Regions from separate parts of the Homo sapiens genome. Here region 1 is linked to region 2. Evidence: chromatin loops called from intact Hi-C (ENCODE). Cell type or tissue: IMR-90. All regions are shown on one strand. Links, peaks and the distances in the headings refer to the core of each region. The heading gives the core; the rest is flanking DNA. Region 1 has its middle 12 kb from the start of OR6A2. Region 2 holds the start of ZNF214 (zinc finger protein 214).

What was found. Hi-C counts contacts between places; a loop is a spot of excess contacts. Peaks named below come from ENCODE experiments on the same cell type or tissue, not always from the same donor. Only the 100,000 strongest peaks of a DNase experiment are listed, where the experiment ranks them.
Region 1: it touches region 2 in a loop (4-fold over the local background); 2 of 110 quality-filtered maps call a loop at or near these places.

Annotation. Positions count from the first base shown.
Region 1 is chr11:6,803,590-6,820,517 of GRCh38, reverse strand. No RefSeq gene overlaps it. Among named protein-coding and RNA genes, the nearest start is that of OR6A2, 12 kb to the right of the region's middle. In IMR-90, for the core only: a CTCF peak has its summit at 7,932 (motif pointing left); no DNase peak of the experiment used is centred there.
Region 2 is chr11:7,013,414-7,030,341 of GRCh38, reverse strand. ZNF214 (zinc finger protein 214) reads left to right here and starts at 9,996. Exons shown (of 3, transcript NM_013249.4): 1 at 9,996-10,269. NLRP14 (NLR family pyrin domain containing 14) reads right to left here and starts at 9,863. Exons shown (of 12, transcript NM_176822.4): 1 at 9,572-9,863. In IMR-90, for the core only: no CTCF peak of the experiment used is centred there; a DNase peak (open chromatin) is centred at 9,941; H3K4me3 peaks cover 1,463 bases; H3K27ac peaks cover 990 bases.

The sequences.
Region 1 (16,928 bases), core at 3,170-11,169, 210 kb after region 2:
CTTTCCCCCTATGTTTTCTTCTCCAATTTCTGGTATTACATTTAAGTCTCATTCATTTTGAGTTGATTTTTGTATATGGTGTGAGATAAATATCCAATTTCACTCTTCTGCATGCAGATTATTTATCCCAACATCATTTACTGAGGAGATTATCCTTTTCCCATTGTGTATTCTTGCTACCTTTGTCAAGAATCAATTGACTCTACCTGCATGGGTTCATTTCCGGGCTCTCAATCTGTTCTGTTAATCAATGTGTCTATTTTTATGCCAGTGCCATGCTGTTTTAACTACTTAGCTTTGTAGTGTAGTTTGAAATCAGTGGAATGCCTCTAGCTTTTTATTTTGCTCATGATTGCTTTGACTATTTGAGATTTTATGTGGTTCTATATAAATTTTAGGATTTTTTTTCTCTGAAAAGTGACATTGGAATTTTGACTGGGATTGCTGCTTTTACTCATGGTGGAAGCAAAGGGGAGCCCGCATGTGCAGAAATAAGATGACATGAGAGGAAACAAGAGAGAAGTGGGAGACATCAGGCTCTTCTTAATAATCAGCTAAAAGAGTGAGAACTCACTCACCTCTGAGGCAAAACATTAATTAATAATGAGGAATCCACCATCATGAGCCAAACATCTTTTATTAGGCCTCACCTACAACATTGGGATTAAATTTCACCATAAGGTTTGGGGGACAAGCTACCAAACCATAGTAACCTCCTTGGTAAAATTTATTCCTAAGTAGTTTATATTTTCATGTAGCTATTGGTTCTTGATTTCTTTTTTGGATAGTTCATTGTTAGAGTATAGAAATGCTATTAATTTTTTTTCTCATGTTAATTTTGTATCCTGTTACTTTACTGTATTTATTCGTTCTAACAGGTTTTTTTGGTGAGTAATTTAGGGCTTTCTATATATAAGATCATGTCATTAGCAAACAGTATCAATTTCACTTACTCTTTTCTTATTTGGATGCCCTTTTTTCACTTGCCTCATTGCCCTACCAAGGGCTTCCAATACTATGTTGAATAGTAAGGGTAAGAGAGGGCATTCTTATCTTGTTCCACATCTTAGAGGAAAGGCTTACAATGTTTCATTATTTAGTATAATGTTATTTGTGGGTTTGTTGTATATGTATTGTCACAGGATCCTTGGGATGTTGTTTTGCCAGCCAGAAACCTCTGTGACTGGCAGCACCTTCCGCATGAGTATTGCTCATGTCTGCTGGGCTCATTCTGCCCACTCGCCTGGCTGGCTGTGCTCAGCTCATGCTACCAGGCTGGATGCCACACCTGTCAAGGGCAAGCCAGGTGCAGAGTGGCGAGGGGTGTGTGGGTGAGTGAGCATGGGGTCCAGCCACTGTGCACAGCCAGGCACGCTGATTGCTGTGGCAGGGCAGGCAGCTCCAGGCACTAGCACAGGTGCCGACTCCATGTGAGGCTGTGTCTGGACCAGATGTACTGCATACAGCTTCTGCTGCAGGCACCTGCATCCAGACAAGGGGTACACAGTGGCACCCAGAAGCTTGGAGATGCCAGGAGCTGCAGAGCCCCAAAGAGAGCGTCACAGCCCTGACTCTGGAGCCCCTAAATCCAGGTTCCCTGAAGGGCTGCAGCTCTTTTCTCCTCATTGCCTGCAATGTGGTGAGCTTGGGTGGGGCATGTTTCAGCAGCACCGTTTGTGTTACAGCTCTTTTAGTCCCGCCATTTGGGGGGTCCCAAGTTCTTGTCCTGAGTCCAGGAAGAATGAAGTATGTGGACAATTTGAGGGTGAGCAAGGTAGAGAGGAGCTTTATTGAGCAACAGAACACCTCTCAGGAGACCCAGAGTGGGTAGCTCCTATCCACAGACAGGTCATTCCAATGTGTGTGTAGTCGTCAGCAGAGGAGACCTGGAGTGGGTAGCCCCTATCTACAGGCAGGTCATACTGATGTCTATGCAGCCCTTAGCAGAGAGGAGACCCAGAGTGAGTAGCTCCTATCCGCAGACAGATTGTCCCAATGAGTCTGGTTGAGTCTGGGGATTTTATGGCCTCAGAGGGAGGAAGTGCATGCTGATAAGTCCGTGGCCATGAGTGGGCCCAGAAAAAGTACCACAAGTTCTCACTGTGGTCTGTGGACTCCACCTGAAACTGACAGCCCAGCCCCCATGCTTCAGGCTGTCACTGGCTTGAAGGTGGGGCTTCACCAGGAATGTGCCCCTTTCCACCCAGGAGCCTGTCTGCCTCCTGTTGCCATCAATAATGTCCATGGCACCCAGGCTGTTTGTGCCAAAGGGGCCTGCAGGCCTGCGCCAAGCTGCCCTCAGGCCTACCTCAGTCCCCCTCCCATGCTCATTGGTGCCCAAAGTTCAGAGGAGGCCGAGGTGACAGGAGGCTGGCATGTCAGCACTGCCCCAATTGTGTGAACAACTGGCCAGGTTGCAACAGCACCCAGGCTCAGCCACAGCTTTGCTCTGCCTGTGAGCAGGGAGAGGCCAGGCAGCAGGAGCATGCACTTCCAAGCCTGCAGGGCAGGGGGCTTCCTGGGCCCCCAAGAGTGCAGGGATGCCCAGGTCTGCAGCTGCAGTTAGGTGGCTGCAACTGTGACTGGGAGGGTAGGGCTTCCACCTGGTCAGCTTGGAAGTGGGTGGGGCTCCTGCCTGTTCCTGGCTCCTGCTGGCTCCTTAGAGCCTGCAGCCTTCTGCCATGCCTCCCCTGCTGCTTCTGGCATCTTTGCAGCAGCTGCTTCAGACAGGCCGCTGCTGCCATCAGTAGGGCCTTTATTGTATTGAGCTATGTTCCTTCTATACCTAATTTGATGAGAATTTTTATTATGAAAGGGTGTTGAATATTGTCAAATGCTTTTTCTGCATCTGATGATCATATTTTTATTCTTCATTCTGTTAATGTAGTATGTCACATTTATTGATCTATGTATGTTAAATTATTCTTACATCTCAAAGATAAATCTCACTCCATCATGGTGGATGATCCTATTAAGGCATTGTTTAATTGAGTTTGCTAGTATTTTGCTGAGGAAGTTTGCATGTATGTTTATCAAGGATAGTGGCCTGGAATTTTCTCTTGTTGTAGTGTCCTTTTATAGCTTTGGTGTTAGAGTAATGCTGGCCTTATATAAAGAGTTTGGGAAATCCTTCCTCCTATTTGATTCTTTTTAAAGAGTTGGAGAAGGATTGGTGTAAGTGCTTTTTGTAAACATTTGGTGGAATTCAGCAGTAATGCCATCAGGTCCTAAAATTTTTTTGATGAAAGATTTTTTTATTACTGATTCAATTTCCACATAAACTCATCTTGGCTAGCAGCCACCTTTGCAGCTCAAGTCTCTGCTGTCCTGCAGGTACATAGGAGTAGACGTGGTCCAGAGCAGCAGTGATTTATCTCTGAGATGTCATCTCTGCTTAAGGCTTGTTCTGCTGACCCATTTTGATGGAGGGCTTTAAAATTTGAAATCAAGAGGTTGCTGGTTTTACCATGCTGCAGGGTTGTTGGTTTTCAAGGCTACTGTAGAACTGGAGAGAGAGGGAGGGGAATAGACCAGTTTGAAATGATGCAAAGCTTACTGTTTTTTTCAGTTTATTTTATTGAATAAATGCTCCTTGCATAGTTGTAAGCCTTTAGTTCATTTGTATAGTTCTGAAAATGTTGTTTTGACAATTTTTTGCACTATTTTTATTGCTTTTAGAGAGGAGAAGATTTTTGAAGGTTTTTTTTTTTTGCTTATATCACTAAGAAATCACTTTTGCAGCAGTGTGTATCTTGAGTTATACACAGGCAAGATCAAAGATGGAGGCTAAACTACGTGAGTAATATTGCAATTGTGAAGAGAAGTGAAGATATGAGAGGTGCATTACATCAGAAGACTAGGCTGTAGAACCTGAAGCTAGACTGCATGGATTAAGTTCCAGCTCTGCTGTCTTCTAGATGTGTGCCTTGAGGCAAATTATTTATCCTCACTGTACCTTAGTATCCTCATTGAAAAATGGAGATAGTAATATAATCTATCTATAGGATAATCTTGAGGAATAAATGAGTCAATTCATTTAAAGCAGTTGGAATACTGGACATCATTATGACTCAATATTATGTATTATTTTGCCAAGGAGATGTAATAAACAGGTGATTGTTTATAATTGGAGATGAGGAAAAGAAATTAATTTACAATCATACATAAATCTTAACTTAGGCAATAAATGGTTCAGGAGAGCAAACATATTGACAGTGAAGTTTGTCAAGATCTCAGATTCTTACATTTCTGCATGCATTTTTTTTTTTTTTTTTTTTTGAGACGGAGTCTGACACTGTCACCCAGGCTGGAGTGCAGTGGTGCGATTTCGGCTCACTGCAAGCTCCGCCTCCCGGGTTCACGCCATTCTCCTGCCTCAGCCTCCCAAGTAGCTGGGACTACAGGCGCCCGCCACCATGCCTGGCTAATTTTTTGTATTTTTTAGTAGAGACGGGGTTTCACCATGTTAGCCAGGATGGTCTCGATCTCCTGACCTCGTGATCCACCCGCCTCGGCCTCCCAAAGTGCTGGGATTACAGGCGTGAGCCACCGCGCCCAGCCCGCATTCTTGTATTACATGCTAAATACAAAAGTAGACTCATACAGGTATTTGTGAGTTAGCAAACCATTACTGAGTCAGTAAACCATTCTACATTAGGTAGAAAAGTATCATAAGTGAAGGACACAATTCACACCATAGAAAATTGAGCTAAGTGTGCTTTCTCTTTTTAATTGCTTTTTTAGAAATATTTGCATGCAATAAAATTTACTAATTTAAAATATACAGTATCTAACGACCTTCCTACTCATAATATAAAATCTTAATGTTTCAGTTAGGCAGCAAAAATAAGGTCTGGAGATATATTGTGTATACCGTAGTGACTATGGCTAATATTAATTGCATTAGTCCATCCTTGTGTAGTGTTGCTATAAAGAAATACCTGAGGCTGGGTGGTTTATAAAGAAAAGATGTTTATTTTGGCTTATAGTTCTGTAGGCTGTACAGGAAACATAGTGCCAGCATCTGTTTCTGCCGAGGTCCTCAGCAAGCTTACAGTCATGGCCGAAGGAAAAGGGGTAGCCAATGTACCACATAGTGAGAGTAGGAGCAGGAGGTGGGGTGGGAGGGAGGTGCCGCACTATTTTGAGGAACCAGATCTCACATGAATTCAGAGTGAGAACTTACTCATTACCACAGGGACACCATGCCATCTATGAGCAGTGACCTAAACACCTCCCACTAGGCCCCACCTCCAACATTGACGATCACATTTCATATTGGGATAAAATTTATGGGGGACAAGTTTCCAAACCATATAATTAATGTATTGTATACTTAAACATTGCTGAAAGTAAATTTTAAATGTTCTCATCACAAGAAAATAATAAGTATATAAAGTGATGGATATGTTAATTAGTCTGGTTTAATCATTTCATAATGTATACATATGTCAAGACATCATGTTGTATACCATAAATATATACAATTTTTATTTTAGTTTTAAAAATAATTTAAAACCAGCCAGGCACGGTGGCTCATGCCTGTAATCCCAGCACTTTGGGAGGCCAAGGCAGGTGGATCATGAGGTCAGGAGTCTGAGACCAGCCTGACCAACATGGTGAAACCCCACCTCTACTAAAAATACAAAAAAAAATTAGCCAGGTGTGGTGGCGCACCCCTGTAATCCCAGCTACTCAGGAGGCTGAGGCAGGAGAATCACTTGAACCTGGGAGGCGGAGGTTGCAGTGAGCCAAGATCGTGCCATTGCACTCCAGCCTGGGTGACAGAGTGAGAGTCCATCTCAAATAATAATAATAATTTAAAATCGAAACCTTTTTTTTTGAGACAGGGTCTTACTCTGTCGCCCAGGCTTGAGTCGAGTGGCTCGGCTCACTGCAACCTCCGCCTCCCAGATTCAGGCAATTCTCCCCACTCAGCCTCCCGAGTAGCTGGGATTACAGGCACACACTACAATGCCCGGCTAATTTTTGTATTTTTTTAGTAGAGATGGGGTTTCACCATGTTGGCCAGGCTGGTCTCGAACTCCTGACCTTGTGATCCACCCACCTCAGCCTCCCAAAGTGCTGGGATTACAGGCATGAGCCCCCGTGCCTGACCAAAATCAAAACGTTTTTATCACCCCCAAAATTTCTCTCATCCCTTTTGCAATGAGTCCTCTAGCTGTGCCCCCTGGACACTGGCAAACAATAACTTGCTTTCTATCACTATAATTTTACCTTTCCTTGAATTGCATGTAAATGGAATCACACATTAGGTAATCTATCGTGTCTGGCTTCTTTCACTTAGCATAATGCTTTTAGGTTTCACCCATGTTGTTTCATGCCTCAGAAGTTTGTTATTTTGGTCAAAAGTGTGGACCTACACAAATTCATCAGCAGTTGGCAGTGGTTTGGCTGGATGATAAGGGACTTGGAAAGAACAGGATTTGAATGTTGGTGATAAAGAAGTCTGGGAAAGAGGTACGCTAGGTGAACTTTTTGAATGGGCACAGACTATGAATTATCTGTGTTCCAACAAAAGGCATCCACTGTGGATGGCTAACTAGGGATGTCAGATGTGAGTTCTCTACAGAAAGAAGAGACAAAGTTACAGATGAGTGATCATGGCTGGAGTGGAATGCTGAGGAAGAATGCAAAACCAGTCAGAGAAGCCACAGGAAGAAGCTCAGGTGCAGAAAAGGAAGGCAGCAAGACTCTGGCAGAGATTGACTCCTGAGGAACTTGCAATCCCACAGAAAGTGTAGGTGGGAGTTTCTTTGTTCTCCTTACCCTTGTGACAGGCTGCTGAGGACCAAATTGTTGAAGAGCCTCTCTGCTCTTGTAAGCCCAGGCACTGCGGTCAGGAGGAATTTGGAAACTCCCTGGGGGTCCAGCACTTAGTAGCCAGTTTGTGCAGGTTCACACACACTCCCCTTGAACCCAAGTTGAAATGGTAGGCACCGTGTTGGTTGTACACTGATTGTGGGCTACTATCCTGCCCAGAGAATTTCAGTCTTTGTTTCTTCATACCACTAGATCCCCAACAAACATTTTCCAGATGCTGCTCTAAGTGCAGCGAACACAGGGGAACAGTGGGATCCTTGGGAGTTGCAAGATCCTTGGATATCCAGTTCACAGCATGGGCTGCTGCTGGGAGAAGGCACAGTGCAGCCCACCAAAACACCCTTTAGAACAAAGGAAACCAAATAGAAAGCTCTCTCCTGCCTGAGAGCCCCCTACTTGTGTCCAGTGGGTGACTGTGCCCCTCCCAGAAGAGTGATGGGTGCAGTGGTTGTCTCTGAAGGGGAAAAGTGTTGTTCTGCCCAAGCAGACAGGCAACACCAGTGGCTGGAAATGGATGAGGGGAATCTTCTCCCACTCCCCCAGTCTACTGTTGTGGACAGAGCCAAGGTTTTTCCCACTGTGAATTGGCATAAGTGCACTTAGAGTGAGGCTTTCCAGCATGATTCCAGGTGGTTACACCCCCACTGAAAGTGTACCTGCCTCCTGGAATTGCATAAAGGTGGAGCACATCTCCCCCTCCCTACACAGAGCTGCTGTGTTCCTGCAATGGAATGCAGACCAGCCACAGAGTTACCTGTCTTAAACCAGAAAAAGAGGTTCAGCCTCAAGGCTATCTCAGTGGTACCTGCAGATGGGCATTTTCCACGGGCCCTAGTTTCATTGAGACCTGGAGAAAAGGGTCAGTGTCTATCTGAACTGAAAGTAGCAAGCCTGGTGACAGGGATGTAATAGACATGTAGGTTGTGTTCCTGGCTGCCCAGGATAAGGAGGTGGTGAGGTCCCACCGTGGCACCCCTCACGTTGAAGACATCAGCCCATCCCACCATGAGCTCCTTCCACCGCCTCTGTCAAAGCAGGTGCTTCCATTTGTCATCAGAGATGAGCCCGCTCTTACTCCTTATCGCCATCTACTGGACTATAGACTGAACTGCACCACCAAATAAACCTGCTGACAGAAGGGCATAGTTCTAGGGTATGGGAAAAGCTCCCTGAGACCTCCCCACTCCCAGCACCACAGAAGATAATGAGTCAGCTCATATACCCAATATATCACTAAAACAATCAACATTTGAGAAAGCCACTGCACAAAAGCTATCTATAACTAAGGAGTTCATACATAGCCTTGGCCCCCTGAAAGCACTGAGAAACAAAGCCAAAGTATCATACAGAATATATGTTACAGTCATACCCTCAAGGGAGAAAAGAATAAAAAAGTTAAAAGCACCATTCAAATGGAATAAAGTTCAAAAATCAGAGGTCATAACTTCTCTAGATGAGAAGGAATCAGTGTAAGAACTCTGGCAGGACAAAAAGAGTTTTTTGACACCCCCAAAGCATTACACTAGCTCTCTAGCAATGCATCCTAAACAAAATGAAAATTTTGAAAGGACTAAAAAAAGGATTCAAAACATGGATTTTAGGAAGCTTAATGAGATCTATGAGAAAGTCAGAAAGCAACACAAGGAAATCAGAAAAACAATTCAGAGTATGGAAGAATAATTTACTAAAGAGGTAAGTATTTAAAAGAAAACCAAACAGAACTTCTGGAAATGAAATGTTCATTGAAGGAATTATAAAATATAGATGAACTATTTAACAACATACTAAACAAAGTAGAAGAAGGAATTTCAGAGCTTGAGGACTGGTCCTTTGAATTGACCCAGTTATATATAAAAAAGAAAACAAAGGAGAATTTTTTAAAAATGCAGCCAGGAAATATGAAATTATATAAAGCAACGAAATCTATGAGCAATAGCCATTACTCAGGGATAATAATAAAAAGTAAAAACCTTGGAAAATGTATTTGATAAAATCATTCAGGAAAATATTTTTGGTCTAGATAGAAATTAGACATCCAGATACAACAGGTTCAAAGAACATCTGGAAGATTCTTTGCAAGATAAATCTTATCAAAGTATATTGTCATCAGACTGTCCAAAGTCAACATGAAGGAAAAAATTCTAAAGATAGCTAGAGAGGCCGGGCGCGATGGCTCATAACTGTAATCCCAGCATTTTGGGAGGCCGAGGCGGCGGATCACGAGGTCAGGAGATCGAGACCATCCTGGCTAACACGGTGAAACCCCATCTCTACTAAAAATACAAAAAAAAATTAGCCAGGCGTGATGGCGGGCGCCTGTAGTCCCAGCTACTGGGGAGGCTGAGGCAGGAGAATGGCGTGAATCCGGGAGGCGGAGCTTGCAGTGAGCCGAAATCGCGCCACTGCACTCCAGCCTGGATGACAGAGCGAGACTCCGTCTCATTAAAAAAAAAAAAAAAAAAAAAAAAAATATATATATATATATATATATATATATATATATATATATATAATCTAGAGAGAAGTGTGTAATCACTTAAAAAGGAAATTCCGTCAGACTAACAGAAGATTTCTCAGCAGAAACCTTACAAGCCTGAAGAGGTTGAGGACCTATTATCTTTCTTAAGGAAAAAAAATTCTTTAAGAGTTTTTCAATAAAGCTTAAAGTAAGCTTTATAAATGAAGGAGAAATAAAGTTATAGACCATCAAACCCTAAGGAAATTTATCACCGTTACACTGGCCATATGAGAAATGCTCAAAAGAGTTCTCACATGGAAACAAAAGGACAATACTTGCCATCATAAAAACACTCATCAGTATAAAGCTCACAGATCCTATAATGCAATTACACAATTGAGACTACAAAGAAACTAGGTAACATCATTATGACAAGAACAAAACCTCACATATCAATATTAACCTTAAATGTAAATGGCCTAAATGCTCCACTTAAAATATATAGACTGGCAAACTGGATACAAAAACAAGTCCCAACTATCTGCTGCCTACAAAAGACCCAACTAACAGATAAAAATACCCATATGTTCAAAGTAAAGAGCTGTACAAAAAGAGTCCTTCAAAACTGCTGTATCTAAGGAAAGGTTAAACTCTGTGAGTTGAACGCACACATCACAAAGTGGTTTCTGAGAATGATTCTGTCTAGTTTTTATATGAAGATATTTCGTTTTCTTCCATAGACTTCAAAGCACTCTAAATATGCACTTGGAAATTCTACTTTGAAATTCTACTATGAAAAAAGAAAACAAAAACAAGCATGAGTAGCTGTACTTACATCAGATAAAACATACCTTGAAGAAACAACAGTTAAAAAAAAAAAGACAAATGGCTGGGCACAGTGGCTCACACCTATAATCCCAGCACTTTGGGAGGCCGAGGCAGGTGGATCACAAGGTCAGGAGTTCAAGACCAGCCTGGCCAAGATGGTAAAACCCCGTCTCTACTAAAAATACAAAAATTAGCTGGGCGTGGTGGCAGGTGCCTGTAATCCAAGCTACTCGGGAGGCTGAGGCAGAGAATTGCTTGAGCCCAGGAGGCAGAGATTGCAGTGAGCCCAGATCACGCCACTGCACTCCCTCCAGCCTGGGTGACAGAGCGAGACTCTGTCTCAAAAAAAGAAAGAAAGAAAAAAAAAAGAAAGAAAGACAAACAAGGTCATTATATAATGATAAATTGTTTGATTCCACAAGAAGATATCACAATTCTAAATATATATGCACACAACACCAGAGCACCTAGATTCATAAAACAAATACTATGAAACCTATGAAAAGGAATTGGTAGCAATACAATAACAGTGAGGGAATTCAACATCCCACCAACAGCCCTAGACATATCACTGAGGTAGAAAATCAACAAAGAAACTGTGTACTTACTGCACTCTAGACCAAATAAACTTAACACATTTACAGAACATTCAACCCCAGAACTGCAGGATATATATTTTTCTCATCTGTACATGGAACATTCTCCACAATAGGCCATATGCTTGGCCGTAATGAATAAATTCAAAATATTCACAACTATCCTGTCATACCACCGTGGAATAAAATTAAAAATTGATACCAAGAGGAACTCTCAAAATGACACAAATATATGAAAACCAAACAACTTGCTCTTGAATGGCCTTTGGGTAAACAACAAAACAAAGGCAGAAATAAACAATTTTTTGAAATGAATTAAAATAAAGTGATGACATACCAAAACCTCTGGGATATAGCAAAAGTGGTGTTAAGAGGAAAGTTTATAGCATTAAATACCTGCATCAAAAAGATAGAAAGATCTCAAATTAACAACCTAATTTCACTCCTCAAAAACCTATAAAAGCAAGAACAAACCAAACCCAAAGCGAGCAGAAGAAGAAATAACAAAGATCCAGAGCAAAACTAAATGAGGTTGCAACTAAAAAAAAAATAATGAGAAGAAGAATCAATGGAATGAGAAGTTGAATTTCTGAAAAGATAAACAAAATGATAAACCACTATCTAGAGTAATCAATAAAGAGAGAAGATTCAAATAAGCACAATCAGAAATAATAAAGTGACATTACAACAGATACCATGGAAAAACAAAAGATTATCAGAGACTACTATGAGCATATTTATAGACACAACCTAGAAAACTTTGAAGGAATGGATAAATTCCTGAAAGCATAAAATCTCCCAAGATTTAACCAGGAAGAAATAGAAATCCTGAAAGTCCAATGATGAGTAATGAAATTGAATCAGTAATTTAAAATCTCTCAAAAAAAGCCCAGGACCAGATGGATTAACAACTGAATTTTATCAGAGTTACAAAGAAGAGCTGGTACCAATGTTATTAAAACTATTCCAAAAAGATGAGGAGGAATTCCTCCCTAACTCATTCTACAAAACCAGTATCACCCTGATACCAAAATCATGCAAGCATGCAATAAAAAAAGAAAACTACAGGCCAATATCCATGATGAACATAGGTGCTAAAATCCACAACAAAATACCAGCAAACTGAATTCAACAGTATGTCAAAAAGATAATGCATCATAATCAAGTGGGTTTTATTCCTGGGTTGCAAGCATGGTTCAACATACACAAATCAATAAATGTGATTCACCACATAAACAGAATGAAAAACAAAAAGCATATGACCATCTCAATAGATGCAGAAAAAGCATTCAATAAAATCCACAGACAAAAACTCTTGAGAAACTAGGCATAGAAGGAAGATACCTTAAAATAATAAATGCCATATATAACAAACTCAGAGCCAACATCATACTAAATGAGGAAAAGTTGAAAGCATTCTCTCTAAGAACTGGAACAAGACAAGGATGCCCACTCTCACCACTCTTATTCAAAATAGTACTTAAAGTCCTAGCCAGAGAAGTTAGGCAAAAGAAAGAAAGAAAAAGACCTCTAAATTGGAAAAGAAAAAATCAAATTATCTGTTTGCTGATGACATGATCTTATACCTAGAAAAGCCTAAAGGCTCCTCCAAAAGACTAGACTTGATAAATGACTTCAGTAATGTTTCTAGACACACAAAATCAACATACAAAAAATAGTAGCATTTTTATATAATGTTCAAGCTGAGAACCAAATCAAAAACTCAGTCTCATTTATGATAGACACACATGCACACACACACCCACACACAAACACACACACACACACACAATACCTAGAAATACATTGAACCAAGAAAGTGAAAGATCTCTAGAAGTAGAATGATGAAACACTGATGAAAAAAATAATAAATGACACAAACAAATGGAAAAACATCCCAGCTCATGGATTAGAAGAATCAATATTTAAAAAATGAACATACTGCCCAAAGCAATATACAGATTCAATTTGATTTCTATCAAGTTACTAACATTATGTTTCACAGAATTTTAAAAATCCTAAAATTCATATGGAATTAAAAAAAGGGTCCAACTAGCTAAAGCAAACCCAAGCAAAAAGAACAAAGCTGAAGACATCATCACATCGCTTTACCTCACACTATATTTCAAGAGTATAGTAATTAAAACAGCATAGTACTGGTACAAAAGCAGACACATAGGTCAGTGGAACAGAATAGAGAACCCGGAAATAAAGCCACATAACCTACAACCAACTGGTCTTTAATAAACTTGACAAAAATAGACACTGGAGATAGGACACTATATTCAATGAATGGTGCTGGGAAAATTGGATAGTCATATGCAGAACAATGAAGCTGGGCCCCTATCTCTTACCATATACAAAAATCAAATCAAGGTAAAGATTTAAATTTAACATCTCAAACTATAAAAATCCTAAAAACAAACCTAGGAAATACCCTTCTTGGCATCAGCCTTCACAAAGATTTTTTGGCCAAGTTCCCAAAATCAACTGCAACAAAAACAAAAATGGACAAATTGGACCTAATTAAACTAAGGAGCTTTATGCACAGCAAAAGCAACTATAAATAGAGTAAACAGACACCCTACAGGATAAAAGAAAATATTTGCAAACAATGCATCTGTCAATGTCTAATATCCAGAATATATAAGGAACTTAAATCAACAAGCAAAAGACAAATAACCTCATTAAAAAATGGGCAAAGTGTATGAACAAACACTTCTCAAAATAAGACATACAAGAGGCCAACAAACATAATGGAAAAGTGCTCATCACTAATCATCAGAGAAATGCAAATCAAAACAACAATGAGATACCACTTCACACCAGTCAGCATGGCCATTATTAAAAAGTTAAAAAAAAAAAAAAATCAAGGGGTGATGATAAGGCTGCAGAGAAAAGGGAATGCTTACACACTCTTGGTGAGAATGTAAATTAGTTTAACAACTGTACAAAACATTATGGAGATTTCTTAAAGAACTTATAACAGAGCTACTATTGAACCCAACAATTCTATTACTGAGTATATACCAAAAGGAAAATAGATCATTATACCAAAAAGACATGTGCACATGTATGTTCATTGCCATTCTATTCATAATAGCAAAAACATAAAATCAACCTAGGTGTCCATCAATTTGGTGGATTAGATAAAGCAAATGTGGTACATATACACCATGAAATACTATGCAGCCAGAAAAAAGAAATAATGCTCTTTGCAGTAACATGGATGGAACTGTAGGCCATAATCTTAAGCAAATTAAGGCAGAAACAGAAAATCAAATACCTCCCTTAAAATTGGGAGCTAAATCTTGAGCTCACATGAACATAAACATGGGGACAATAAACCCTGTGGGTTACTAGAGGGAGGAGGGAGGAAGGTGAATGTGGGTTGGAAAACTACATATTGGTTACTATGCGTAGTACCTGCTGTAATATATCCATGTAACAAACCCACATATGTAACCCCTGTATCTAAAATAAAAGTTGAAAAAGAAAAAAAGATAGTATTTTTACTGATTAAAAAGAATAATCTAAAAAGTTAGATTCAATGGGATTTACTTTATTCAATGAAATAAAGGTTAATATTAGAGAAGATTTTATTAAGGAGAAATGTATGAAATTACAATCAGATTTTACAGAATTTATAGAGATAAAGATAACCAGCTTAAAACAACTGACTGTGATAAATAAACTTATATTTAAAAAATAGCATTTTTCCTCTAGAGACTGAAAATATACCTAATATAAAATTGATTTCCAAAAATTAATTACATTCATAGCCACTAGTAAAGTTACAAAACATTTTAAAGTAGAAATTGAAAGGAATATAAAGCAAATAAATAACACATGAATGAACAAACATACCAATAGGCAAACTTCTGATGACTTAACTGGAAATCATTTCACTTAGATTGTGTTTGGATCATAGAGAAACTTCAAAGTTAGAATTTTCAGACCACTTAGACAATATCGATAGTGACTCTTGAGGACAACTCCTTCACCGTGCTTTCTCTTCCTTGAGGATACTTCATGTAAAAGATATTTACAAGCTCCCATTAATGCAGGAAAAAAAAGACACCTAAACAAGTTTCTGCTCTAAAGGTGCTGAACAGCACCATAACAGAAGAGCATTCTCCAGCACATGAAAGGTTAAAGAAGAAAAGGGAGTTTAGTGTGAATACACACTTCCTTTTCTGTTGTTTGTTTTTAATAAATACAGAAGTAATTTTTTACTGAGTTGGTAAATACTTTCTTAAAGAAAATAATTATTCTAGTGTAAATAAAGGTAACATTTTTCTTTGCTGTTATGGTCATTAAAAGCACATTCTTATGTAATAAGTTAAAATACTTTGAAATATACCCAACTATTGCCCAGTCTATAAAATGACCAACATAAAAAATAGTCATGGTTTGAAAAAAAATTGATTGTTTTAAAATTAATAGTAAGTTTACAGTATTTTTCTTGAGACATATTATAACCAAATGATATAAAAACAATCTGGATAGAGGTTAAGATGAGCAACTGAAAATTAATCTTCCTACATTGGTGGACATATAAGTGAATTTTTGATGTTTTATTTTAGAAAACATCCATATATAATGCAGTGTGTGCATTTCATTCTCATAACCTTTTTCCAATATGTATTAATACCATGTAAATCTCTTACTTGCCCCAACCGCAAAGACTCTTTTTGCCATAATTGACTGAATCAAGCCAGATATTGGAGTGGACTTTGAACTAAGCTGAGCCAGTTTAATCTCTTGCCCCACTTACCAAAAAACAAAAACAAAACAAAACAAAAAAACTTGTAATAGGAAGACAAGCGGATGGGGAATTGTTAATGCTGGCAGTTATGTTTTGTTTTTTTTTTTCTTTTGATACAGCATCTTGCTCTGTTGCCCAGGCTGAATGCAGAGATGGAGTGACACGATTATAGCTCACTGCAGACTCAAACTTCTGGGCTAAAGCAATCCTCCTTCCTCAGTCTCTCAAGGAGCTAGGACTACAGACATGAGCCAGCATGCCCAGCTAATTTAATTGTGTGTGTGTGTGTGTGTGTGTGTGTGTGTGTGTGTGTGTGTGTGTGTGTAGACAGGACCTTGCTGTGTTGCACAGGCTTGTCTCAAATTCTTGTCTCAAGTGATCTTCTCACCTCACCCTCCCAAAGCACTGGGACTACAGGTCTAAGCCACTGTCCTCAGCAAGTAACAGTGTTCTTAAGATCAGGAAATGCTGGTGCTAAAATTCTGCTTCCATTCTTTCAAATATCAACTACTTCTTCAATTATATGAAACATATTATAAAGATCTTACAAATGAATATTAAGTTTTCTTTTATTCTCAACCTAGCGTAGTTTTAAAAATGCAGCTTTTCAAGTCTGTAACACTGGCTCAGCTGTCACTTTTGAGAACCAGAAATCCTCCTTCCTTTTTAACTTAAGTGTTAAATGTCCCTAATATAAATTCTACTCTAGTGTCCTCTAACATAATTAGCAGCTGATTACTCAAAAGGTGGTATGGTATGGTGAATCTGAGTTTGGGGTCTTGAGTCAGAATGTGAACTCAAAATCTGTTTCTATTACTTATTGTATGATCTTGAGCAGATTACTTACTGCTGTGACATAGTATCTTCATCTATAATATGGTATAATATTAACTTTCTCATATTATAATTATTAGTATTAAATGAGATAATACAATCAAGTAATTGGATGCTTGACATAAGCACACAAATGCATATTATTATTGTCATGTTTCATAACTTGTTGAAACAGTTTACAACTGGTTGTTTTAAAGTATAAGGCACCACTATCTATAGTTGAGCCAAAAATAAGACTTTTTACTCTGTATTTTGCTGTCATTGTGCTAACTCAGTAAATATTATATTCATTCATTAAACAAAGAATGATATAACAAATTAATGTGTGTTGAAATAACTCATAAGCTCATCTCCATCATCTCTTCCACTTAATTGTCCACCAAATCTTATGAACTCTTCTCTGTATATTTCTCTTATATCTATTAATTCCCATTCTTTTACATTATCTTAAGTTGAATCCTTGACAGTTATCATTTAGACTACTGCAATAGTAGTAATATTAGTACAGAGTAGCCTGTGTCATCTCTGTCTCTAGGTTTTCATCTCTAACTCATCTTTCTCACTAATGTTGGGAAATATTTTCAAATTGAAATCTATATCT
Region 2 (16,928 bases), core at 5,965-13,964:
GAGTCAAATCGACCACAGTAGTCACCAAGGCTGTGTGTTGATTTATGGATAGTGCAATTTCATTCAAATCCTACATGACTAGAACTGCTCTAAGATGAATTCATGGCCTTGGCCCCTGAAGACAGTCTTAGAAGCTAATAGATCCAGTAGCTTCAGGATTGAGAATTGCCTCTCAGATGAGAAACCTCTGGATCACATGGGTAAATGGATGCTCTGTTCTGATGGCTTCCTTTTTCTAAGGATTACCCATTTGGAACAAGTTTTCATATTCATATAGCAGCCAGATTTGGGTGATTTATCCTTATTTAAGACAGCATTTCTTCAGCTGGACTCTTCATGGAGAACTTTAAGCGTTATTGGCAAAGGAGGAGCCAGTATTCGTTGGCATTAAGAAAATGTACACTCTAGGCAACTGATACTAAGGACTCAGGCATGCTAGTTAGCAAGATGGGCCCAACAACCTCAATAACAACCAGAAATCAGAAGCTTAGATTATAAAGATTCATACAAAAACTACCTCAAAAGGATAACCAAGTGTAGGGTGAGAGAAAAGGTAAACTCTTTTTAGTTTGGTTACAACATACTATATTAAATTGCTATAATGTGCTGAATATTACATTCACGAGTATGTGCATCTTAAGAGAAACTATAAATTCTAGGTTTGGTTTTGAAATTGTTTCTAACATGCACATAAAACCATGAAATAGAACATTTTTGCTGTCCCATGAAAGATATCCGTATAAATATTCATACTGTTATTATCTTGTTCTATTTTTGTTTTGGAAGGACGTGTGCCCACAGGTTTGCTGAGCGCAAAGATCCTATATTGAACACTGTATCTTCTGTGGTAAATGTGTGGAAGAGGATAGAGGCGTTTATATATAAACTTATATTTGGAAGTGTTATTTCTTCAGAGAGATCTTATAAGAAACCTGGACTTTTGAAGTTATTGCAATGCCTCGTGAAAGTGATCTTTAATATCTAAAAGGTCTGCAAATATGAGTGATTGTAGTACTTGTTCATTTGTTGCTGTTAATATACTTTAAATGACATCTCTGTGTTGCAAAAAGGTAAAAATGCTTGTAGGATTTCTTTGCCAAATTGAAAGAACTTGTCACTTCGCTTGTCTACCACAAGCATAAAGGTAAAATAAAAGTGGTAGTATTCCATTTTTACTAAGAGTTTGAGAGACTTCCTTATAGGCCCCTAATTTCTTCCTGTCTGTACTTACATCAATCCCTCCCAATAAACAATACACATTGAACATATCAATTCTCTGGTATGTATCCTTTTACATTTTTTCTTCATGCTGCATAATTAAATTAACAGTCACACACACAAATACAAGTAACAAAATTTGAGTTACTCTTTTGTTTGTATTTTTACTCTCACCCAATAAATAATTTTACTTATTTATTTAGTGGGTATTGATCTTTCCTTACTCCACACCTTCCCACCTAGAGAATGGATCCATAAAAGATAAAGATTTTTATTTCATTCATTTTTTTAATTCTCAGTACCTAAAGCAGTGAATGAATCAATCAACAGCACCTCATTAATGAAAGAAGGGAGTAAAGTGAAAACAAGAATGGCAAGTTGAAGAAATAACAATTAGTCCAGAATGGCTAATATGGGATAAGGCAGCGAAATAATGGAATACGAATCAGAGAAATGGGGGGAAATGAGAAAGGTAGGAAGAGAGATATCATGTAGAGCTCTATATGTCACTGTAATTCCTTGGCTTTCACTCTGAGTAAACTAGGAAGCCAGCTGAGGGTTTTGGGCAAAGTGAATAATAGCTATTATGTTTTAAGAGAATCATCCTGGTTCTATATGAAGTATCCTGGAGTACAGCAATGGCAGAAGCAAGCAGACCAGTTAAGAGGCTATTATAATAATCCAGATGAGAGAAAATGATGTCTAGGGCGAGGCCGGTAGCAGTCGTGGTGCTGAAAGTAGTCATATTCTGGGTTTTTAAGATAGAACTGCAAGAATTTGCTGACAGAACAGATTGGGAGGTAAGACAAAAGAAAGGAGTCAAAGGCAAATCTAAGATACTGACTTGGGAATCTGGAAGAAAGAGATTGAGAAGATTGTTTAAAAAACCAAGTTTATGAGGCATTTCAGGAGTACATTTTTGGTAAATTTGGGATGCCTATTAAACATTGAAGTCAAATTGACAAGGAAGGAGTTTGGAGTTAGAATTCAAAGTCTGAGCAGTAGATACAAACTAGAAGTCACTAGCTTATAGGTGGAATTTAAAGCCATGGAAGATCATTCCGGGAGTGAGAATAGAACATTCAAAGACTGATCCCTGAGGAATCACTCTACTGTTTAGAAGTCACAGAGAGGGAGCAGACCTGGGAGGCGGTAATAAAATTGTTTTCAAAAAAGCATGAAAAAGAACATCCAGAGAGGAAAAACCTGAAGAGCGTGCTGTCTAAAACTCCAAGTGAAGAAAATGTTTCAAGGTAGAAAGAGAGATTAATTGTACCAAATGCTTGAAATCAATTGTGCCAAATTCTGCTGATAGAACGAGATGAGACTGAAAACTGACCATTGAATTTAGCAACATTGAGATCAATAGTTACTTTGAAAACAGTAGTTTCAGTGAGACGGTAGGGTGAAACCTAATTGAACTAGGCCAAAAAAGACTGGAAGGAGAAAAAATTGAAGACAATGGACTACTTTCTAAGAAGTTTGGCTCAAAAGGAAGGACAGAAACGATACAGTAGCTGAGAGGGAAGTAGGCCTGCTATAGACTACATGTGTCCTCCCAAATTCATATGCTGAAACCTAATCCTCAATCTGATGATATTAGGAGGTGGAGACTTTGGGACATGATTAGGTTGTGAGGGCAGAGCCTTCATGAATGGAATTGGTGTCCTTATAAAAGAGGTTCCAGAAATCTCCCTGGTTCCTTCTGCCATGTGAGGACTCTACAAGAAGACAGCCATAAATCAACCAGGAAGTGGCCCTCACTAAACTGAATCTGCTGGTGCCTTGATCTTGGACTTCCAACCCCCAGAACTGTGAGTTTCTGTCATTGTCAACCATCTAGTTTATGGTATTTTGTTATAAGAGCCTACACTAACTAAAACAGGGCCCCAGAAAATTTTATTGTTTTGTTTTAGAGAAATGACAGCATACTTGATGATGGGAAGGATATAGTATAGAGGGAAAAATTGACATTGAAAGGGAGGGGAATTACTGGAGTTAGGTGCATGTGGCATGTGAGCAAGAATGGATGGAAACTAGTGACTACATGAACAGGCTTCTAGCTAAAAAGGGGCACTGATGCAGGTAGGTGTGTGAATGCATTGTGTGGATGGGCAAGGGTATGGAAGTTCTCTTTGCTTCTTTTCTTTTTTATTATTATTATTATACTTTAAGTTTTAGGGTATATGTGCATAATGTGCAGGTTAGTTACATACGTATACATGTGCCATGCTGGTGTGCTGCACCCATTAACTCACCATTTAGCATTAGGTATATCTCCTAAAGCTATCCCTCCCCCCTCCCCCTACCCCCCATGGTGTATATGTGCCACATTTTCTTAATCCAGTCTATCATTGTTGGACATTTGGGTTGGTTCCAAGTCTTTGCTATTGTGAATAGTGCTGCAATAAACATACGTGTGCATGTGTCTTTATAGCAGCATGATTTATAATCCTTTGGGTATATACCCAGTAATGGGATGGCTGGGTCAAATGGTATTTCTAGTTCTAGATCCCTGAGGAATCGCCACACTGACTTCCACAATGGTTGAACTAGTTTTCAGTCCCACCAACAGTGTAAAAGTGTTCCTATTTCTCCACATCCTCTCCAGCACCTGTTTTTTCCTGACTTTTTAATGATTGCCATTCTAACTGGTGTGAGATGGTATCTCACTGTGGTTTTGATTTGCATTTCTCTGATGGCCAGTGATGATGAGCATTTTCTCATGTGTCTTTTGGCTGCATAAATGTCTTCTTTTGAGGAGTGTCTGTTCATATCCTTTGCCCACTTTTTGATGGGGTTACTTGTTTTTTTCTTGTAAATTTGTTTGAGTTCATTGTAGATTCCGGATATTAGCCCTTTGTCAGATGAGTAGGTTGCGAAAATTTTCTCCCATTCTGTAGGTTGCCTGTTCACTCTGATGGTAGTTTCTTTTGCTGTGCAGAAGCTCTTCAGTTTAATTAGATCCCATTTGTCAATTTTGGCTTTTGTTGCCATTGCTTTTGGTGTTTTAGACATGAAGTCCTTGCCCATGCCTATGCAGAGCAATTAAAAACACATTCATCAGTTGAGGATGAAGATGGCAAAACTCATAATCAGTTTTGTAAATGTTCTATGTACACAAAATATACTATCAATTCTAGGGTTATAAGGTTTCTATATATACCTTTGAAATTCAGATTATTATACTATTCAATCTGTGCGTGGCTTTATTTTATTGTATTGTAGTTCTAATTCTGAAACACAAATATTGAATTTTCCCATAGAACTGTATTTTTTTAATCAAGTACTCAAATTTATGCATGTATTTAGCTCCATGTATTTAGCAGGTTTGATGGCATTATACTTCTTCATAAATTGTACCTGTTATCAAAATATAAGGCCAATCTCTTTCTTTAGTTCTTAAATTAACCTTCAATTATTTGACATTTTTGCTCATTTGCCTCGTATCTTTTTTTACTCACCTCACAGATGTTTCTAGAAAACAGCATAGGGTTGGATTTTGTTACTTGAGTGACTCTGAGAGTTTCTTTCTATTGAAAAATTCAGTCCATTCACATTTAGCATAATGACTAATAATTTATTGCATCCTTTATACATGTAACTTTTGGTTTATTATTTATTTTATATCTTGGCTTTCTCTGTTTCCTTGTCCATAATTTTTTGTGGGGTATTTCTGTTTTTGGTTTGTTATTTGTTTGGAGTACTTTCTTGAATTGTGAACTCAGGGGACATCTGAGTGATACAGGCTCTGAATTCTTGAAAATCCTTAAACATTTATTTCACTACATTAGGGAGAGATGATATTTTGGCTGATGTATTGAAGCCCCTTTATCCTACTAGTCTATACTGCTATTGAACAATTTTTTAGCTTCCAACATTACAAAAGAGAAGTCCAATGTCATTTTTATTTTTAGATAACTTACCCTTTTTACCTAAAAGCTTTTCTCTTTACCCTCACAGTATAGAAATTATACCTTTTTATGTCTAGTGTGTCTTTATTCACTAATCCAGACTGAAATGTCATGAGTTATTTGGTCTACATTCATGCCTTCTCAAAAATTTTCAACACAAAGACATTTTCTATTATTCTGTTAGTCATTTGTTTCTTCACTTTTATAAACTCCTCTTTCTTTTTTTCTAGAACTTTTGTGTCTACATATTAAGTCTTATAGATCTACTATTTAAGCCTATCATCTTTTTTTCATGATTTCCATCTCTATCTTTTTCCTCTTCTATGCTTTCAGGTATTTCTTTAACCAAATCATATAGGATACCTTTTGATACAAAAAGTGACCATTTTTTCTCCTCCAATTCAATTGCTAACATGCTTAATTAGAAATACATACTTTTTTCACATTTTACTCACATATTTTTTCCATTAAAATGTACAAATGTTCTAAGCTTATTAGAGATATTTATAAAAATACAGCATAACATAGACTTGTATGCATGCACACACACACACTCATGAAAGATTTGTGACAGATATGGACACAAAGCAGCAGGGGTAAGAAAGGAGGTCCACAATACCCACACAGATTCCAGAGACCTCTCTCAGTCACAAGGTTGTGCTTTATGGCCAGCAAGTGAACTACTAAGATATTTTGATTTCAGGGAAGGCACAGCTCATTCAAGTAGGGGTCTTTTATACTACTCCTGTCATGTAGCTGAAACCAGGATATGGGACCAGGTTCAATAGCAGAAACCAAGATAGCATAACAGAAACCAGATGCAAACCATGAATCAATAAATTTTCTATAAGCAATATTGGCAAGCTGTTACAGATTTCCCTCTTGGTATTTTTTGGAAAACTACGTTAGCACAAAACTGCATTAATTCCTATGTAGCATATTCTATTCTGGTTTGGCCAAGGATCAAAACCATGGCTCCAAGCATCCCTGGAAATATTTGTAGGATTTCAATATACCATTTGAGAGTTACAATGAAATTATACACTGTGGATTAGTATTTTTCATCAGGCTTGGAAAATTCTAAATTATTATTTCTTCACATATTGATCTTTGCTCATTTTATCTTTTCTGAGACTCTAATTTTGTATGTTAGATCATTGTTTCATTGTGTTTCATATGTTTCTGATATAGTTTGGATATTTGTCCCCACTGAAATCTCCTGTTGAAATGTAATCTCTAACAGTGGAGGTGGGGCCTGGTGGGTGGTATTTGGGTAATGGGGGTGTGTCCCTCATGGCTTGGTAATGTCCTTGTGATAGTAAGTTCTCATGATATCTGGTTAAGTGTGAGGAACCTCCCTCCCTACTCTCCCTCTCTCGCTGCTTCTCCCACCATGTGAGACATGCCCATAGCCCCTTCACCTTCCATCATGATTGTAAGCTTCTTGAAGCCTCCCCAAAAGCCAAGCAGATGCAAGCACCGTACTTCCTGTAAAGCTTGCAGAACTGTGAGATTAAACCTGTTTTCTTTATAAATTATCCAGTCTCAAGTTATTTATTTATACAATGCAAGATGGCCTAATATAATTTCTTATGTTCTTTTCTGTGCTTTCTTCTCTGCACTTTAGCTTGGAGATTTTTATATATAAATATAAATAAAATATATTAATATAAATATAAATATATTTTATATATTAATACATAAATTTTTATATATTTATACTTATATATTTTTGTGTAAAAATAGATTTATACATATATAAAATAAAAATTTTATAGTACAAATGTTTTTATATAAAAATGTTTTTATATAAAAAATTTCCAAGCTAAACATGATATATATATTTATATATGTAATATAATTAAAATTATATATTTAAAATTTTATTTTATAAAATATATACTTTATCAATCTTAAAATACCTATTTTAAGATTTTATATATATAAAATTAAAATTTAAACATATTTAAAATTTTATATGTGTATATAAAATGGTTATCTTCTCATTCAGGTATTCGTATTCTTTCCTCTTCTCTGGTGGATCTGATCTGCTGTCATACACACCTATTACATTCTCAATTTTATTTTTATTCATAAAATTTTAATTTGATTTTCAATTAAAATTCCTGATCTTGTCAACTCTTCACCATTACTGAACATATTAATCACCATTATGTTTAAAATATATATTTGTTGGCTCAATAATTTAGTCATCCATGAATTTGTTTCTATTGTCTTTCTTTCTGTCCTTATAATTTTTGGGTGAATTATCAGACATTGTATACGAAACACTGTAGAAGTTCTGAATGATAATATTCCTCCTGAGAGAGTTCCTCTCATAGGCAGATAGAGAGGGGGCAGATAATAACAATCCAGTCAGGTATGGAGCTGACTCAAAGTTGAATTGCAGCTATATCTCTATTTATTGCCAGTTTGCTTCTGTTCTTATTCTTTTGCTCTCCAGGAATTCTAGTTGGGTATCTATTCCTTGATGGGTTTTGAACTATAATCTTTATCTCCTCCGATCTGTGATGAGACTTCTGAAAATTTTCTGTGCACTTCAACAGCTTTCTTCTTATCTTCTTTCCCTGTTCATCTTAAGAATTCTGCTAATGTTTGAAGAGAAAACCACCAAGTTTTAGGTTGGCTGCTTAAAGATTCCCTTTTCATCAGGATCTTGGCCCCTAAATCCCTTGCTGTCTTGTCAGACTTGACTCCAATTTTTGTTCTTAGTTATGTGACATTAACCAAAATTATGGAAAATTCTATGCCTTCAAGCCACAGTCATATTCTTAGATTCTTCAATTATTTGCTATGAAGAATCTGCAACATCTTGGACTAGGAACTTGGGCTATCCCTCTCTTCCCATGCAAGGCAGTTTCTTCACTCCTACCCTGGGTACATCTCTAGGCATCTGGTGACTGCTCCCAGGACCCCCATCAAAGCTGGTGCTTTGGGTCTCTGCACATTCAAGCCAGGGAGGGTCCATGACCAATAATTTTCAAAATGTAGCTTCCAGAGTCATAAAAAATGCAGATGCTCACTGTGTGGTGGACGGAGGCAGATAGGCTCTAGGCCGGGCACCCCTGCTAAACCCCAAACTGTAACTGGGTAGAATTCATTCCTAAAAGTCTTGCGTATGCTATACTTGGTGCTCTTTGTTATTCATATTGGCCTCTGCCCTTTAGCAGGTATATTCCTTCAGATACACATTTTGTTTCTCTGAAAACTGGATCCTCTTAGCTTTTTTTTTTTCTTTTAATTTTGGTTAGTTCAATGAGGTTCAGGTAATATTCTCAGGTTGGAAGCAGTGTGGCAGAACAGCCCACTTCCAGTGTTCGTTCTTACCGGTCAATGTCTCTGCATTCAGTAATTCAACTATCAATTGCGGCTATTTAAATACATTGCTTTTTAATGTATTTAAATAGCCGCAATTGATAGTTGAATTACTGAATGCAGAGACAGATTTAATGGGTGCAGCACACCAACATGGCACATGTATACATAGGTAACAAACCTGACCTGGACGTTGTGCACATGTACCCTAAAACTTACAGTATAATAAAAAATAAATAAATAAATACATTGCAATTTACAGGTGAAAATACTTAAGGGTGAGCGGTTAAACAACTTGCTTACCACCACCTAGTGGATAACAATGATTGACAGCTCTTAATGTCAGTTCCGTCAGACAACAAAGCCCACATTTTTAAAATGCTATGCTATGCTCTCTGAATGTTCAAACCAGGGAAGGCCCACGCCCAGTAATTTTCAAAATGTGGTCTCCAGAGTCATAAAAAATGCAAGAGCTTATTGTGTGGTGAACTCAAGCAGATAGGCGCTGGGCCACCCACCCCTGCTAAACACCAAACTGTAAATATATAGTTCACAAGACTACTTCCTATGTGCAAGGGGCTGGTTTAAGCATTTTAACTACACTAACTCATTTCAATCTAACAAGTCTGTTACATAGTTACTATTATTATTGGCTATCAATATTACGCCTATTAAGCTGATGCTTAAAGGTTAGGTAATCCAGCCAAGATCTCGTAAGTGGTGTTGTCAGATTTGAATCCAAGGAGTCCCTTGCTTGTAATGACTATCCTACCAAAAGTTCCTTGCCTAATAAAATGTTTGAATATTACTGATCCAGCCCAAGTTTGAAGGACAGGGCCCAAAGATGCGAAAGTATTTTCCTAATATAACACACTCAGCTAAATAATAGAACAGGCTCTTGCAACTCTCTGTGGTCCCAGGACACTGAGGAGGGGCTCCTTCTCATGGCTTCATTTCAGCTCCACTGTGCGTTTCCCTTCTCTGCCTGGAGTCTCCAGAGGAGCCTGGGATTTGGCAAGAAGGCGGGAGGGAGGAAAGCCTCACTGGACCAGGAACGAAGAGGGTGTCTGGCAACAATAGGACGGAATTTGAAAACCTCTAACCTTGAGTTTAGAGCGATGCTAGCTAGTGCCAGGGCTAGTGAGGTGCCCATTCCGCCAAGGCGCGGGACAGCGAGGACAACCACGCCTTGCCAACCAAAGGCGACCTGACAGCGTTTCCTCGGGGTCGTCGCGGTGGTGAGGGTCACAGAATTCTCCGAAGCCAGTAGCTCCGTTTCCAGCCACGCCCCCTTTCCCAGGGCCCTAAAAGCTTCGGGAGTTCTCCTATTCCATTAATGCTGGTGCGTCCTCGCCTTATCCCCCGAGCGCCCGCAGCTCCCGCCCGCGCAGGAATGCCAGCGGCCAAAGGTCGGGAGGCGCGGGATACTTCTGGCCAATCAGGAGTCACGTTTTCCCGCGCTCTCTCTTCCCGCCCCGCCCCTCCCGTATCCATGGAAACACTGCGAGTGTCTACTCCAAGACCTGGGACTTCCGTTTCGGTCCAGCCGGGCTGCGGCCATTGTTTGTGTGGACTGAGTGTTTTGGCCATCCCGGTCCACTCTCACAGGCTCCGTTAAGTGACATGAACTCTCAGGAGGACTGAGCCAGAAGCGGACAGGGCAAGACGAGCTGTGCTTGAAGGAAGAGGGGCAGAAAATCGAGGGTCAGGGACTGAGAAGCTACTCCGGTTTAGAAACCCCAGAGACACCCGTGTAGATGGGTACATCACGGCTTCTCTCCCACGTTAAGACTTAATAAAGGCAAGTAGAGGAGGGCAGAAGCAGCTTGGGCCCCGGGGTATGGGTGCCCGGTGTTCGGTGCCGGGGCAGAGTTCTGGCCGGGGATCTGGATAAGCAACGGAGGCCGCGCGCGTCTTCAGTGCAGGAGCAGGGGACCCCCGGGTCTGTGGCGGAGACCGGGAGATCCCGCTCCTAGAGAACCGTTCGTGTGTCTGGTTCTCTGGTGCTTACACTTGGGCAGCCCGTGACGCGTTGGGGGAGCCCAAACCTGTCCTGCTCTTGGGGCACGCATGAAACGTTTTTTCCCTAGAGAAAGAGGGTTAACTAATTGCTTATTACTTTGCCCAGGAACCTACCTTTGATCAGCAAGGAAGGACTGGGGTGGCAAAGGCTCATGCCCCCATTTTACAGGTAAGGAAACTGAGATCTTGGAGATCTATAAGTTTGGTCCTCTTTAAAGTTCTACAAGTGCTTGATGGCACAGTTGAGACTTTGATCAGGACCTGGGAGCTCCAGTTCTGGGATACTTCTCTAAGACTCCAGGTACTTTTCTGATAGTAAATCCAGTATTCCTGTTTAGCAAGTAGGGGAGGACAATGGAATGATTTTCTACTTAAACTGAACAAAATAAGAAAAATACCTTGAGAATAGATACTATTTAAGTGTGCTGGTGCTTTCCTATTATTGTTAGTAGTAATAATAATCTCAATAAATAAGTGAGTTGTATCTTTTGAAGTTTCTAGAGGGTTGGAAATAAATTTCAAGGTGCCAGTGTTCATAGCTCTCCTTTCTGGTCGTTGAAAGGAAACAAGAGCATTCATAGGCTTCTTTTGGACCTCTTGCTAGGAGATGTGTGCGTCATACCCAGTTAGTATATGGGAAATTTAATGAATTTGGGAATTTAAAGCCATACCCAGGTTTTCAGTCTGCCTTCCTCCTCAGCTCAGCCGTCTCAGCACTCTACCCTTCCCCAGAAGAGGAACACAAAGGAGGAAGGAATGTACACTGTTTCCCTCATAGTCTGATCCCAAGTGAGGATGATTGTCTTTTCTCATTTACAAAATGTCCCTGCATTCTCCATGGGTGGTGGAGGTGGCAATGAGGATGGATGGATGACTGGACAGAAAACGTTCCTCGCTTGCCTGTGAAATTTTCGAGCGTGCAGACTTGACCCTGCCCCAACCCAGTGTCTTTTCCCAACATTTACTCATTCATTCATTCAGTCACTCAAGTCTAGTGTATAATTCATGCTGTTCTTGGTGTTCTGAGATAAAGAATTATAAGAATGTCATCGCCAGGCGCGGTGGCTCACGCCTGTAATCCCAGCACTTTGAGAGGCCAAGGTGGGCGGATCACTTGAGGTCAGGAGTTTGAGACCAGCCTGGCCCACATGGTGAAACCTCGTCTTTACTATAAATACAAAAATTAGCCAGGCATTGTGGCAGGCACCTGTAATCCCAGCTACTCAGGAGGCTGAAGCAGGAGAATTGCTTGAACCCGGGAGGCTGAAGTTGCAGTGAGCCAGGATGGCACCACTGCACTCCAACCTGGGCAACAGAGGAAGACTCCCTCTCAAAAAAAAAAAAAAAAAAAAAAAAGTCTTAACATTGGGGGTAATAAACTATATGAGATTAATAATAATTTCTGAAGTTATCGACATTAAACAGTGCCAGAATGAGTGGCACTTAAAACACAGCAACAGAAACTCAGATTTGAACAATTATGAGTAGGAAGATATTCTAAATAGGAAAGCCATCATTTACTCTCAGGTACAATTTGAGGGAACAAATAAGGAAACCAGGCTAGTGACAGGGAAGTGAAACATGAATGTATAAAGCCACATTGTGGAAGGCAATTAATGTTTAAATTTGTTATTTATTCTTGTGCATCTCTTCACATGAACCATATTGACAGCCATTGTTGACCTTTGGGTGTATTTACTTGTAGTCTTTTATTTAATACTTATTGTATATATGTACTCACTAGTCTGTACAAATACTGATATGTATGTATACATGTTCATACACATGTACAAATATAAACTTAGGTATATGCACACACGTATATAAAAAGATTAGTATATATAAAACATTAAATTAAAAAATTTGACTCATGACAAATAGTCTCCATGAGGGAAGGAAATGTTCCCAGTATATAGAAGTGTACTGTGCGTATACTAAGCACTCAGTAAATATTTATTCAATGTATGAATAGCTGTTATTTGTATACGTTTTTCACTTAACATATAATGAGCATTTTTCCAAGCATGTTTTGGTAGCATGAGTTTTAATGACTGTATAGTGTTCCATTCTAGGTATATAGTATGCTTTATTTAAGTTTGCTTTTTTTTTTTTTGAGACGGAGTCTCGCTCTGTCGCCCAGACTGGAGTGCAGTGGCATAATCTCGGCTCACTGCAACCTCAGCCTCCCTGGTTCAAGCAATTCTCGTGCCTCAGCCTCCCGAATAGCTGGGACTACAGGTGCACGCCACCATGCCCAGCTAATTTTTTTGTATTTTTAGTAGAGATGGGGTTTCACCGTGTTGCCCAGGCTGGTCTTGAACTCCTGAGCTCAGGCAATCTGCCCACCTTGGACTCCCATTAAGTTTGCTTTTTACTGGGGAAAATTTAAGTATTTCCCAATATGTTGTTGTTATAAATATCTTATAATAAATATTCTTATACATAATTTGTTAAGTATATGTCTTTTTATTTTCTCAAGATATACTCTGAGAAATAGGAAAACAGAATCAAAGGATATAAGCATGTTTTAGGCTTTTGAAAAACTGAAGTTCTCTTTTAGAAATGTTATGTGAACTTGAACTCCTACAACCATTTGATGAATGATTCTATCTTACTGAGCCTTTGCCAGCACTGAGTATTAAGTTTTAAATTTTGCCTTGATTTGCATCCTTTTTAATCCTTAGTAGGGTTGACTTTTTCACATATATTCGTTGACTCTTTATATTCCTTCTTTGATGAATTGCCTTTTGATATACATCACTGTTTTCCTACTGAATTTTTTGTTTCCACTTGATATTAGATATTCTTGTGTGGAAAACATATAAATCATTTGTCATATGCTGTAAATATTTCTCCTAGTTTATCATTTGCCTTTTACTTTAAGGACTTGTTTATATAAGTTTTAAATTTGCATAAAATGAAATCTCATTTCTTTTACTTATATAGTTCTGTGCTTTGAAATCTCTTCTTCACTTCCAAATTTAATATGTAATTGCTTTCATTTTCCTGTTTCTTAATTGTGTTATTTTAAACATTTAATTTTTAAATCTATCAAGAATTTATTTTGATGTGAGAAATGACAGAATTTAAACATTCTTTTTACTTCCTACTTAGGTTATTTAATTTTTCTACTAACATTTATCTTCTCTACTGACTGTGGTGCTACCTTTTCATATACAAATTACACATACACATATGTATACAAAGATTACTTTTGAGGCTGTCTTGTTTTGTGGAGCCTCTTCTCAATTCTTACACTGGTATCAGAATGTTTTTATTGTTGTCCCTTTATATGTAGTGCATTTAATACGCAATGAAGAAGAATGTAGCATTTCTTTTTCACTCAGTGAAGATAAAAATGAGAGAGGATGGCTTTTTCCACAGAATAATATTCTGATGATTTCCATTTTGGTCAAAAAGATGTAAAAGGAACATATATATAATAAGTTTTAGATAATAAGTATATACTAACCTTTCATTATGTTTAATCAATATAGCACATTGGTCATAGTACAGGCTCTACATCCACTACCTAAGCTTATTGCATGTCTGTCACTTCTTAATACTGTGAACTAGATTGAATCACTTAGCTAGGCTTTCATCTTTATAGTGGAGAAATAACAGCTGCTGTGTAGGGCTGTTAAGAATGTTAAACAAGATCATACATGTAAAAATAACTTAGAACAGTGCTGGACATGAAGAACTAACAATTGATTGCATTGTTAGCTATTATTTGAACTATAATGCATATCTGATATAATTCTTTTTAGTCACTAAGACGTAAGAATTGAGACAGAGTATCAAGCTTAATTTTTTTTTTTTGCCAGATGTCATCATTTGTCCCAACATCATTGATTGAATAAGCCGTCTTTCCCCCACAAATTTGATGTAACCTTTGTCATGTGTAAAATGCACTGTTGTACTTGTGTCCATTTCTGGATTTGTACCCGTTTCCATTGATCTTCTCTACTTGTATGTCAAGCCATGTTATGAATTGCAGAGTCCTTATTAAAGTTTTAATATGCCATTGAATTAGCCTCTCCTCATTATTCCACTTTCAAAATGGTTTTCTTTCAAAAGCATTTGAAAATCAGTTTGTTACAGCTCCTCCAACCCCACATCAAAATCAAGATTAATATCTTGATTAAATCTGCTTGAAAATAGAGATAAGTTTAGTTAGAACAAAATTATATTTATTTCTCCTAAGACTGAGCAGAGTCATCTTGTTTTTTCAAGCCTATTTGTTGTTGTTGTTGTTTTTGTTGTTGTTTTGAGACAGAGTCATCTTGCTCTGTTGCCCAGGCTGGAGTTCAGTGGCACACTCTTGGCTCACTGCAACCTCTGTCTCCCAGGTTAAAGTGATTCTCATGCCTCAGCCTCCCAAGTAGCTGGGATTACACGGGTGAGCCCCACATCTGGCTAATTTTTGTATCTTTAATAGAGACAAGGTTTCACCATGTTGGCCAGGCTAGTCTCGAACTCCTGACCTGAAGTGATCCGCCCACCTTGGCCTCCCAAAGTGATGGGATTACAGGCATGAGCCACCGCACCCGACCCCAACCCTATTTTTAGCACTCAAAATTCTAAAACTATCTTTATATAGGTTCTGGTATTTTTGGTAAATTTATTTTTAGGAATTTATATTCTTATTGCTATTATAAATTTCATTTAGGCAGAGCTTGCAGTGAGCCGAGATCATGCCACCGCACTCCAGCGTGGGCAACAGAGCGAGACTCTGTCTCAAAAAAAAAAAAAAAAAAAATTCTAATTATTATTTATATGTCTGAACTCTTTTTGTATACTCTTAGATTTTATGTAATTTGAACTTTATTATGATGTATTTCCTATAAGCAAAAGAATATATGAAAACATACGTACAATTTAAAATATAATAACACGGACACTCACCATTGAACTCGGCATACACTGTTTTTTCTTTTTAAGACAGACTGCTTTCTCTCCCAGCCTGGAGTCCAGTAGCGTGATCTCAGCACACTGCAACCTCCACCTCCTGGGTAGTGTTTTTTTTTTGTTTTTTTTTTTTTTTGTTAGAGACAGGGTTTCGCCATGTTGGCCAGGCTGGTCTCGAACTCCTGGCCTCAAGTGACCTGCCTGCCTCAGCCTCCCAAAGTGCTGGGATTATAGGTGTGAGCCACCATGCCCAGCCTAAATCAGCATATACTTGTAAAAGCCCTCTGATGACTCCAGAATTTCTTTCCCACCCCTCTCCTAAAGGGGCAGCCACTATCTTAAATGTTGTTATTCCTTAATTGTTTTTTCCTGCGCTTTTAACTACAGGTACATTTCTAAACACAATTGTTTAGTTTTGCATATTTTTGAACATTGTAAAATTGAATCACTATATATTCTTCCATGAATGGCTTCTTTTGCATAATGCTAAATTTTACAGTGCATCGATGTTGATTCATGTAGCTGTTCATTTTCACAGCTGTGTACTATTTCATAGTATGAACAACTTATCTGTTTTGTTGTTGGACTTTTTGGATTGCTTTAGTTTTTTGCTGTTACAGCATTTATTATGCTCTAACTGTTCTTGTACAGATCTTTTGGTATACATGTGTAATGTCTAGTTTATAATTCTAGTAACAGAATTTCTGGGATCATGAATTCCCTTATCATTGCCAGTAGTTTTCAGCTGATTTTCTTGGATCTCTCAGATATGCAGTCATATCCTCTACAGATAATTTTGTCTAATTGCATTATGCTGTAGTTTCACAGTAGTTTAAAAGTTGTGGACTTGCAGTATCCTTGTCAAGTTTCCAGTTTTAATGAGAATGACTTTAATGCTTTATCTTTGGGTTTAAGATATGTTTGTATGTCTTCTGCTTTGTTTTGTTTTGCATGCTTTGTCTGTAGTTTTAAATGAAGGATGCATGTTGAATTTTAATAAGTATACTTTTTGGCATCCATTACAATAATCATATGGCTTTTCTTATTTGATGTTATTATAAAAGCTTAAAGTTAATAGCTTTCCTAATTTGAACCTTCCTTTTCTTTCTGGAATAAACTACCACTTTACCATGATATAATATGCTTTGGTATTATAACAGATTGAATTTTCCAAAGATGGCCTTACTTATTGTTGGGGTGATCAGACCCAACACCAGGTCGTGGGGGTGACAAAGTCCGGCGGAGTCAAAGGATTGAGAAAAAGACAGTGAGAGAGAAAAGGAGGTGGGAACACCAGGGGGCCATCGCTATTGTACGGAGGCTGCGAAGGCCCCAAGCTCTGGGAGCCCACGCTATTTATTGGTAATCCAACAGAGAAACAGGTGGTGAGAATGTGGAGGTCAAAAGGACACGTTGCATTAAGCACATGATTTACAGCTGCGATAGTTTAGCATTTATATGGAACATGTTCTGCTACTTTAGATAGTGGGAATAGGAGCCTAGGAGGGCTAGAAGCAAGGAGCCAGC